2 separate regions of the Homo sapiens genome follow, and region 1 is linked to region 2. Evidence: chromatin loops called from intact Hi-C (ENCODE). Cell type or tissue: natural killer cell. All regions are shown on one strand. Links, peaks and the distances in the headings refer to the core of each region. The heading gives the core; the rest is flanking DNA.

Region 1 (5,382 bases), core at 296-5,295, 72 kb before region 2:
GGAGGGGCATCCTGGCAGGTGGGAGGAGGGCTGCCATTGCAGGGGACCGAGAGGCGAGGAGTGAGCAAAGCACTGCAGACAGACACTGCCCACTGCACAGGGAGCCGCCCGGGTGCCTGAAAGCATCGCCTTGGCATCTGCACATCTGTATTTCCAGCAGCAACTCTTGTTAGCCTGGGCAAAGAAGCAAATGCCACTTTCCAACACTGGACAAATTAGATGGGTGGGAGCTGAGATACAATCAGTCAATCAATCAGCCAGCAGCCCTGACCCCCTCACACCTAATGACAAAGAAAGTCCTTCCATGAGGTTGGGCGCGGTGGCTTAAGCCTATAATCCCAGCACTTTCGGAGGCTGAGGCGGGTGGATCACGAGGTCAGAAGTTTGAGACCAGCCTGATCAATATGGTGAAACCTTGTCTCTACTAAAACAAAACACAAAAATTAGCCGGGTGTGGTGGCGCACGCCTGTGATCCCAGCTACTCAGGAGGCTGAGGCAGGAGAATCACTTGAACCCGGGAGGCAGAGGTTGCAGTGAGCTGAGATCGTGCCACTGCACTCCAGCCTGGGTGACAGAGCCAGACTCCATATCAAAAAAGAAAAAGAAAAGAAAAAGAAAGTCCTTCCGTGAACAGCCGCTGCGCTCTCTGAACGCTCGGTGGAGAGGAGTCTGGGAGGGCACTGACATTACATTTCCAGCTGCTGTGGTGAAGGGAAGGGAAACGATGATGAAATATAGTTCAGTAGGAAAAACATCTTTTCTGCCCACTTCTCACAAGACGAATGACAGAGAAGATGAAGTTGGAATTCTTTCCATTTGCTTTTGCCTCATGGATCGGATCCTGGAGGGAGAACGAAATGCGTGGGCTGCCAGTGTGTGTGTGTGGAAGAGCTACAGCTCATTTCTGTAACAGGAAACAACATCTGTTTCTACTCAGGGACCAAATAATATTTTTCAAAGTCTGAGCTGAGCAACTAGGTTTCCTTTTACTGGAAAACCCAGTGTGGCGCCTCATACACTGGAAGCTCAGCCCTTTTTCCTAACTTGCCCTTTCTCCTGACCTGCCAGGAAACAGGAAGGCTTCTACCCTTCCATCCACGCATGGTCCTGCGGTTTCCTCAGCCCTGGCCGGGATTGCAGTCAGCGCTGGGAGGGAGGACCGGGTGCTGTGCCCAGACTGTCAGTCTTTCGTGCTGAGCCCGACAGTGTGATCCACTCTCTGTTCTGACGCTACGCTTCCCTTCCTCGGTGCCCAAGCTGAAAGAGGTCTTTGTCCATCCAACAGGGAGAGAAAAGTGCGCTAAGTTAGTTTTTCTAAACGGAGGGCCAGCACACATACCACACAGTAGAGGAAGTGCGCGAATCTTAAGCGCACAGCTCTGTGACCTTCCCATGTGTGCCTCAGGTCCAGACCCAGGACATGCCCAGGGCCAAGAGTTTCCTCTCATGCATCTCCCCAGCCCATGACCCATCCACCCAGGGATTGAGGCAACGCAATTGCGATTCCCAGAAGAATCCATTCTTCCTACGCAACGTTTTGCATCTGGCCTCTCTATGGACCTTCCAGGCAGCCTGTGGTGTAGGGGACTTGTGAGGCTAGGGAAACTGCCCAATAGACCTCCAGGTGACCCCTGCCAGAGCTGCCTAGAAAAATGCCACCAGCTGTCACTTACTGAGTGTCTCTATGCACCGGAAACCGCACCGAGGGCTCTAATCTTTATAGCAGCCCCCCAGGTGGACACTGGTTATTTCTCGTTGCCAGGCCGTGCAGCTAGTGCGTGATGGATTCTGACTTTACCCAGGTCTGTGGCTCTTTACTCTGCCCCACCAGCTCCTGCACTTGCTTCCTCCTTCCCGCCTTCTCCCCGTGCCAGGGCTGACTTGTCCACTGCACTTTGGTGGGTGCAGAGTGTTCCCAGGGAAGTGAGAGGTGGACTTGGTGATACCCACAGGCCTGAGAACCCAGACTCCGCCAGGGCACGCCAACCACAGTTCCCAGGATGGCCAGAGCTGTTAGCCCCGCCTCCCTACTCCAAGTTCAGTGCCAGCCGTTTGGCAGCTTGAAATCGACAAACACTATCCAACAAGGGTTTTGTTTATCTCAGGACAAAGGTGAACCTGAGGCTATGGGATCCCGATGGCCACAAGGGAATGCCCAAGCATTATCTGAGGATTTGCAGCAGGACTGCCCGATCGCAGATTCTTCTCTCTTCCATTTTAAGCCTCTGTTCTATGCTGGGCCACATCCATACAAATGCTTTTCTTCCCTCCACCGTGAAACGTACTAGTATTTGTTCCAGTGCAATCTGATCTCAAGACACGGCCCAGCGCTGCATCTTTCTCCAATCTCCTAGGCTGGCTCTGACGTCCCCACCCAAGTCCCAGCCTCAACGCTCCTAGTGTGGCTCTGGGTCCATCGAATCCACTTTGGGCCCCTTCAGTTTTGCAACCACTCTGGACTCACTTTCAAATGTTTTTCCATCTCAGCACCCACCTCACTCTTATCCGAGAGGTTCCCTAGTCCTTAGAAGAGGACTTGGCAGAAGCTCTAGTGTGACCCCCAAGCCAGTCTCTGAATCCCCGCCATGGCAAGAGGCCATAGGGCTTGGAAGAGCAGAAAGGAAAGTGAGTTTGGGAGGCTGGCAAGTGAAGAGAACAGGCTTGGGAGGCAAGTGCAGGTGGGCTGGGATCCAGCCTCTGCCACTTTCCAGCTGTGAGACCATTGGCAACTTATGTAACCTCTCTGAGCTCCAGGGATTTTTTTTTTAATTTGTTAAAAAAAAATTAGAATAACTGTTTCATTGGATTGTTGAGATTATTAAGATCATCAATAGGATATGTTTAATATATTCAGTATTTTTATTAAAAGATAGCAATTTTTTTTTCTACCGTTGACTTCCCTAAATATATGTATTTCCTTTTCTATAAGGCAGGAATAATACCCTACAAAGAAATCCCAGATAAGGAGTAAAGTAAGTCTGCAGTGGGTAGACTGGGTTCTGTGGTGTAAAAAGGCGTTCTTCCTCACCATGTGTGGCTTTCACCAGCATGAGTTTAAACACTTGATCACAGCAACCCACTAGGAGCCAGCTAATCTCTCAGGACGAGCACATGTTAACTAAGTTCATGAGGCAGGTGTATGAAACTGTGATGCCAGTTTATTCATTTGCATTACAAATGCAGTTTTCACGGGAACTTGCTCCCTGCTGGCAGAGCCTCTCTCCTGCCTGGAGGACAAGAAATACTCAAAGCCAATTTCCTAAGCCGATTACCCTGAGCAAGGTCAAGGTGAGCATCACTCACGTTTCTTCAATGATTCTCGTTGTTGTAAGCTTCCCTACCCCAACAGCTCTAACAATGCAATAAACCCTAAACTAACATGAAAAAGACTGACAGTGCCAAGTGCTGGTGAGGAAGTGAATCAGCTGGAGCTGGCACACGCTGCTGGGGGAGTGCAGATTGGCAAAAGGACTTCGAGAAACTGTGTGGCAGTATCTATAAAGCTGAACAAATGCCTATCTATGACAAGCAAACCAGTTCCTACATTTCTGGCTAACAAAAATGTCACATGTTCACCAAAGAACATGGACTAGAACGTTCACAGCAGCTTCATTTGTGATAGCCAAATGCTGGGAATTGCCAAAAGCCCATCAGCAGGAGAATGGAAAAATATAACAAAATACTATTCATCAGCGAAGCACCAAAATGATAGTGACACATCTAGCGAGTGGCAGGGCCAGGGTTTGAACCCAGGCACAGCGGTGCCAGAACCTTGCTCTTATCTGTGAGATGACCCCCGCCTCTGGTGCAATGTGCCAGTCACAGTACTTACAGCCATGAGCAACAGAAACTGAAGCTGGCTCTAATGAGAGTAGAATTTATTCAGAAGATAAAAAGATATAAAAAGAAGAGAAAAGAAAGAAGAAAATGTAAAAAAAAAAAAAAAAAAAGAACAGAAAGAAAAGAAAAGAAGAAAAGGAAAGAAAAGAAAAAAAGAGAAAAGAAAAGAAAGCAGGCTGGACCTACTGGGAACCTGGATGTGGAAAACCATCCCAGGGACCGAGGAGGTTACTCTGACCACACTAGCCCCTTAGTTCTTCCTCCCTGGCCACTGCTCCCTTTGCCTCTCTATAGATTCTGTCCCTCCGCGGTCATATTTCCTGCTCCCTGCTCACAGGCTCCCAGCTATGGTGGCCCTGGCTCTGAACCTCCATTCATACAACTAATGGCAGTGCTTAGGACTGACTGGTCTCAGTTATATATATATAAATATTAATTTACCCACCTAAATAGTTCATACATGCACATGATTTTCTTTAAGTCAGAAAGTGACACATTAAAAAGTTTCCTGTCTGACCCCAAGACACACCTCCCTCCTCCAAGGTCACCCTATGTTAATGTTTGTTATACCTTTCTACAGGCATTCTGTGTATAAAGAGTAATTTTTTTAAGCATCCAGGTTGGTGGAAAGAAAAAAAACCAGAATAGCCAATGAAAATCCAAAGACTTGCCCAATCTCACCAGTAATCAGGGAATGGTAAATTTAAAATTTAAGAAACCAGGCTGAGCATGATGGCTTACACCCATAATCCCAGCACTTTGGGAGGCCAAGGTAGGAGGATCACTTGAGGCCAGGAGTTCAAGACCAGCCTGGGCAACATAGCAAGACTTCGTCTCTATAAAACATTTAAAAATTAGTTAAGTGTGGTGGTACGCACATTCCTGGCTCAAGTGATGCTCCCATACTCAGCTTGGAGGCTGCGTATGGGACTCTGGGAGGATCACTTGAGCCCAAGAGGTTAAGGCTTCAGCGAGGTGTGATCATATCACTGCACTCCTGAGTGACAGAGCAAAACCTTGTCTCTCCATATATACATACACATATACATATACATATACATATACATATACATATACATATACATACACATACACATATACATACACATACACATACATATACACATATACATACACATACACATATACATATACATATACATACACATACACTTATACATATACATATAATGTCTTGCATGAGATTTTTTTAATGTCATGCATTTTTAATGCATTTTTCATAAAACCTAGCAGTTTGTCCACTAAGATATACTCTGACCAACACTCACAGTTTACACAAGAAATGTGTGCAAGCACAGTTGCAATAGAAAAAGGGGATAAACTATCACATAATTATAAGATAGAATGCCATACAGCCATTTTAAAAATAGGTCTACAAGTATCTATTCAAAATATAAACAGGTTTCTTGCTTGATCTACGGATTCTACTCAAAAGCACGAGTAGATTTTAAAATCCGAATGCCATCTCAGTTTCTACTTGTGGATGTCAAAAGCTGGAAAGAATATTTATTGCTTTCACC
Region 2 (5,382 bases), core at 179-5,178:
CTGTTACTTCTGTAGACTGGGTTCTTAGCTGCTCATCTTTTTATTCTCCACATCCGACTTGGCACTTTCTAAAGAATTAACGTCTTGACTGGGCGCAGTGGCTCACACCTGTAATCCCAGCACTTTGGGAGGCTGAGGTGGGTGGATCACCTGAGGTCAGGAGTTCGAGGCCAACTTGACCAACATGGCAAAACGCCGTCTCTACTAAAAATACAAAAATTAGCCAGGCGGGTGGCTGTAATTACACGTGGCGGGTGCCTGTAACCCAGCTACTCAGGAGGCTAAGACATGAGAATCGTTTGAACCCAGGAGGCGGAGGTTGCAGTGAGCTGAGATCGTGCCATTGCACTCCAGCCTGGGAGACAGAGCAAGACTCCATCTCAAAAAAAAAAAAAAAGAAAGAAAAAAAAAAGAATTAAACTTCTTGGTCGAGTGTAGTTTTCAAAATTTGCAAAGTGAAATGGTTCTTACCAGCCTTCCAAGATGCCAAGGAAGGTCATCCTTGTATATCTTGACTTTCAACTACCTCATATTATTGAAGATCTTTGTGTCATAAAAGTATTTCATTGTTAGTTGACTTCTAATTTCTCATGTTTATGGAACAGATTGATGGTGCAAAGAGTCATAAATATTTTGAAAATTGTGTATATTGGCCATGGAAAACTATAATTTCCCCTCTTCCATCTAACTTTTACTTACTTTAAAATACAAAAATTAATTTCCATTCCCTGAACACATCCCAATTAAAGGGAAAAGAATTAAGCCAGAGCCAGTAGCTGTCAGGGTGGCACAAGCGTCTATTCAAACACAGCACCTATCAGGGCAAGTGTTTGTTTTTGGTTTTGGTTTTGTTTTTGAGACGGAGACTCGCTCTGTCGCCCAGGTTGGAGTGCAGTGGCATGATCTCGACTCACTGCAACCTCTGACTCCCGGGTTCAAGTGATTCTCCTGCCTCAGCCTCCCGAGTAGCTGGGACTACAGGCAAGTGCCACCACGCCTGGCTAATTTTTTGTATTTTTAGTAGAAACGGGGTTTCACCATGTCGGCCAGGATGGTCTCAACCTTCTGACCTTGTGATCCACCCGGCTCAGCCTCCCTAAATGCTGGGATTACAGGCTTGAGCCACCACACCTGGCCGGGGAAGTGTTTTTAAAATGGAAAGATTTGCTCTAACATAGCACCTGACTGTCCACAACAGACTCCAGCAGCTCAGTGTCCACCACACCATCTACCCCTTGGCCACGGTGAGCCTCGTGGATGGGTCTCCACCTGGTCCGCACTGTGTCTGAACACATCTGTGCTGCAGAGAAAAATCCTTGCTGCGGTGTCCTCATTGCTCTTCCGATTCCTGAATTTTCTGACACTTCTCTTATCTTTCCTGTCTTTGCTTGAGACATAGTCAATTATTGTTACTTGCAACCAAAAGATGCTCAAATAATAGAGAAAATAAGTATTTATCTAACAATTTCTTATGTTAAATAAACACTTTGGGAGACAGCAAACTGTTTCCAGGCATCTTTGTAAATGGATACATTGTTAAACTCTGTGATTGATCATTACATTTGTTTTTATAAAATTTTATAATAAAAATTTTATAATAAAAATAAAATTTATTAAATGTAATAAAAATATTACATTAATGTCTCAAATATTACATGTCTCAAATATGTAATGACATTACATGTCATTACATGTCTCGTTACATTACATGACATTACATGTCTCATTACATTAATGTCTCAAATATTAATCATTTAGAAATATTGCATTTCCAATGGCATACAGATTTATCCAAAAATATTCCCTTCACACAAATCAAACTGAAATTCCCTTTTAGGTGTGTTTTTAGAACTGGTTTCCAAGTTAGAAAAGAAAATGTTTCATGTTTAAATGTCAATTCTTGGATTCAGGCTTTACTCTACACGTCTTTATTAAAGGCCTATGGCTTAACACGAGAGACCCACGGTTCCTAACGTCCACATAAATGAGAACAGGTGCACCCATGAAACAGCATGGCTGATGAAGCGGGGGAGTGGCTCTGGCCTGGAGTAACAGCACTTCATCCTGCCGGCAGCCCCACCACCAACTCACGGAGTGCCTTTGAGGAAGTGGCTTCATCACCCTTGGGCCTCGGTTTCCTCACCCACACAGTGAAGAGATTGAATGAGATTTTCTGCCTACTCTGAATTCAATCAAGAGGTGAGTCAAAAGGAAGTTTAGTAGGCTCTGATTGCTACTAAAAATAAAAATTCGATGTATTTACTTCTGTGTTCTACAACGAGAAATGGAATTGTTTATAGAAAAGCAGCCATGGAGGACTTCCTCCTCGTGCAGCAGGAACCTGGCAGTGACCGCTAACATGCTAAGGGTGGACTTGATTCTCTTTAGCTGTAAGGAATCACAAGTCCATTTTTTAAGAATACATGTGTTAAACTAGAATAATTTGACCAAAAATATTACTCAAATTGTTATCTGTACAGTGCTCTAGCATTTCTGAAGTATTTTCAGACATTAACAAGTCTGGGCCTCCACTCCTGGGATGGGCATTATCACTGTCCTTATTTTGCTTCTGAGAACATTGGGTACAGAAGAGTGACTTCCTTGAGGTTAACCTGTGATAAACTAGTCCTGATTCAAATCTGACTTTGACTCTCATGCTGATTCTAGCACCGTGCATGGCTCCTAGTGAATTGCTTAAAACCTTGCAGGTAGGCTGGGCACGGTGGCTCATGCCTGTAATCCCAGTACTTTGGGAGGCCGAGGCGGGCGGATCACCTGAGGTCAGGAGTTCAAGACCAGCCTCACCAACATGGAGAAACCCCGTCTCTACTAAAAATACAAAATTAGCCAGGTGTGGTGGCGCGTGCCTGTAATCCCAGCTACTCGGGTGGCTAACGCAGGAGAATTGCTTGAACCCGGGAGGCGAAGGTTGCAGTGAGCAGAGATTGCGCCATTGCACTCCAGCTTGGGCGAAACTCCATCTCGAAAAAACAAAACAAAACAAACAAACAAAAACCTTGCAGGTAAATTACAATCCTAAAATTCACTGTAGGGCAAAACAAGAAACTTGAAGTAAGCATCCTGGTTTACCTGGAGGAAAATCAGAAGCATGAGAACTTGGTAGTGCAAATACCCGTGGCTCCTGCAGATCCCTTCATTCAGGCAAAGAAGCCCAGCAATTAAGACTTTTTCGCTCTCTCCTCCCGTGAGACCATGAGCGTTTCTTTCACCTTCTATGGCTTTCTCAGTTGTAAGACCCCCACAGAGCTGGGAGGACAGCACACTCCTGGCATGTTAGGCGTTCAGGGAAGACCAGCAGCAACGCCAGGTCCTGACCATGAGGAGGCCTCCGGGTGCCAGGCGGTGGTCAAGGATGCTGGTTTTGGAGCCAGATGCAGGGCGTTGGCCTTGTGCAAGTCAGGTCCCTGGCTGGAGTCTCAGCACCTTCATCAGGAAAAGCAGCCATTTTTTGGCAGGGTTGTCATAAAATATGAAGTATGCAGTGCTAGCAATGTCTAGCATATAGGAGGCAATAAATGGTGGCTATATTGATATACATACACCACGACACTGAGTACCTTTATTTAAAGTTGCCTGCTGAAACAAGCATTTTCTTGTTTCGTAGAAAATTCTACTTTAATATAAAATATTATACCATTGAAGAGTTTGGATGTGTAACTTGTGATGCCTTAGAAAAATATCCTAAGGGGCTAGGTGCTGTAGCTCATGCCTGTAATCCCAGCACTTTGGGAGGCTGAGGCGGGTGGATCACCTGAGGTCAGGAGTTCGAGACCAGCCTCACCAACATGGAGAAACCCCGTCTCTACTAAAAATACAAAATTAGCTGGGTGTGGCGTGGTGGCGCCTGCCTGTAATCCCAGCTACTTGGGAGGCTGAGGCAGGAAAATCTCTTGAACCCAGGAGACGGAGGCTGCAGTGAGCCAAGATTGCGCCATTACACTCCAGCCTGGGCAACAAGAGCAAAAATCCGTCTCAAAAAAAAAAAAGGAAAAAAGAAAAAGAAAAAAATCCTAAGCACAAAATAAATTTTTCTAACCACTTCAAAAAAAAAAAAAGAAAAAAAGAAAATTTCTACTTTAGCCAGGCACGGTGGCTCACACCTGTAGTCCCAGCACTTTGGGAAGCTGAGGCAGGTGGATCACCAGAGGTCAGGAGTTCAAGACCAGCCTGGCCAACATGGTAAAACCCTGTCTCTACTAAAAATACAAAAATTAGCCGGGTTTGGTGGCACACGCCTGTAATCCCAGCTACTCGGGAGGCTGCAGCAGGTGAATAGCTTGAACCCAGGAGGCGAAGGTTGCAGTGAGCCGAGATCGTGCCATTGCACTCCAGCCTGGGCAACAAGAGCAAGACTCTGTCTCAAAAAAAAAAAAAAAAGAAAAGAAAAAAGAAAAAGAAAAATTTTACTTTAATGGAGTTTACTGGCTCCAGTCAAGATTTAACCTGGGCTGGGCGTGGCGGCTCACACCTGTAATCCCAGCACTTTAGGAGGCTGAGGCGGGCGGATCACGAGATCGGGAGTTTGTGACCGTCTGGCCAACATGGTGCGACTCTATCTCTACCAAAAATACAAAAAAATTAGCTGGGCGTAGTGGTGCATGCCTCTAATCCCAGCAACTCGGGAGGCTGAGGCAGGAGAATCGCTGAACCCAGGAGGCAGAGGTTGCAGTGAGTTAAGATCAGGCCACTACACCCCAGCCTGGGTGACAGAGCAAGACACCGTCTCAGGGGAAACAAAAAAAAAAAAAAAAAAGATTTAACCTGTTACTCAGTTTGTAGTAGCTTCTTTTCAGATTGGGGTTTTTAATTGGAAAAATACCAACCCCATCTTTATGAACAGTCAAGTAATACAGAGTATTTGAGGTAAGGAAAGAGAACTGGCCTAATGATTTTCTTCATTCCAGTTATAGAATTCCTCTCATTCTTTTGGTGGCACAGGGGGCACAGCTCACTAATGTTTGGTTTGTTAGAAAAAAATGTAATAGTTGGATTCTCACTGATGAGCTGCTTAAAAAACAAAGACGGAATAGTTAAAATAAATACTCTGAAACAAAGCCCCTCATAAAAAGCCTCAGGAGGCAATTTTGACTTAGTAACACAACACACATTTGCTCTCCCACCTCCTTCCCATTAGCGGTGTCTTCCTAAGCCCTCCACGAGTTCACAATGAGAGCCTGTGCAGAGAACACGAGTGCCTCAAGAAATGCAGTCACGGACTAGCAATTTTTCCAGATTAAAAAAACCCCGGAAATCTAGCCCCCAAGGTGCTGAGAACTGCCTGGACTCTGCGATGAAAGAGGCACATTCTACACGCTAAAATGGAGAGGGAGGCAGACAGTATCAATAAAACCTCTCTCCATA

What was found. Peaks named below come from ENCODE experiments on the same cell type or tissue, not always from the same donor. Only the 100,000 strongest peaks of a DNase experiment are listed, where the experiment ranks them.
Region 1: a loop joins it to region 2, with 3 times the contacts of the local background. A loop is called at or near these places in 8 of 110 quality-filtered maps.

Annotation. Positions count from the first base shown.
Region 1 is chr13:110,795,474-110,800,855 of GRCh38, reverse strand. No RefSeq gene overlaps it. Among named protein-coding and RNA genes, the nearest start is that of LINC00567, 15 kb to the left of the region's middle. RefSeq lists an enhancer at 1,965-2,466. In natural killer cell, for the core only: no CTCF peak of the experiment used is centred there; no DNase peak of the experiment used is centred there; H3K27me3 peaks cover 1,715 bases.
Region 2 is chr13:110,723,612-110,728,993 of GRCh38, reverse strand. No RefSeq gene overlaps it. Among named protein-coding and RNA genes, the nearest start is that of ING1, 13 kb to the right of the region's middle. RefSeq lists an enhancer at 2,227-2,366. In natural killer cell, for the core only: no CTCF peak of the experiment used is centred there; DNase peaks (open chromatin) are centred at 833 and 2,083; H3K4me3 peaks cover 541 bases.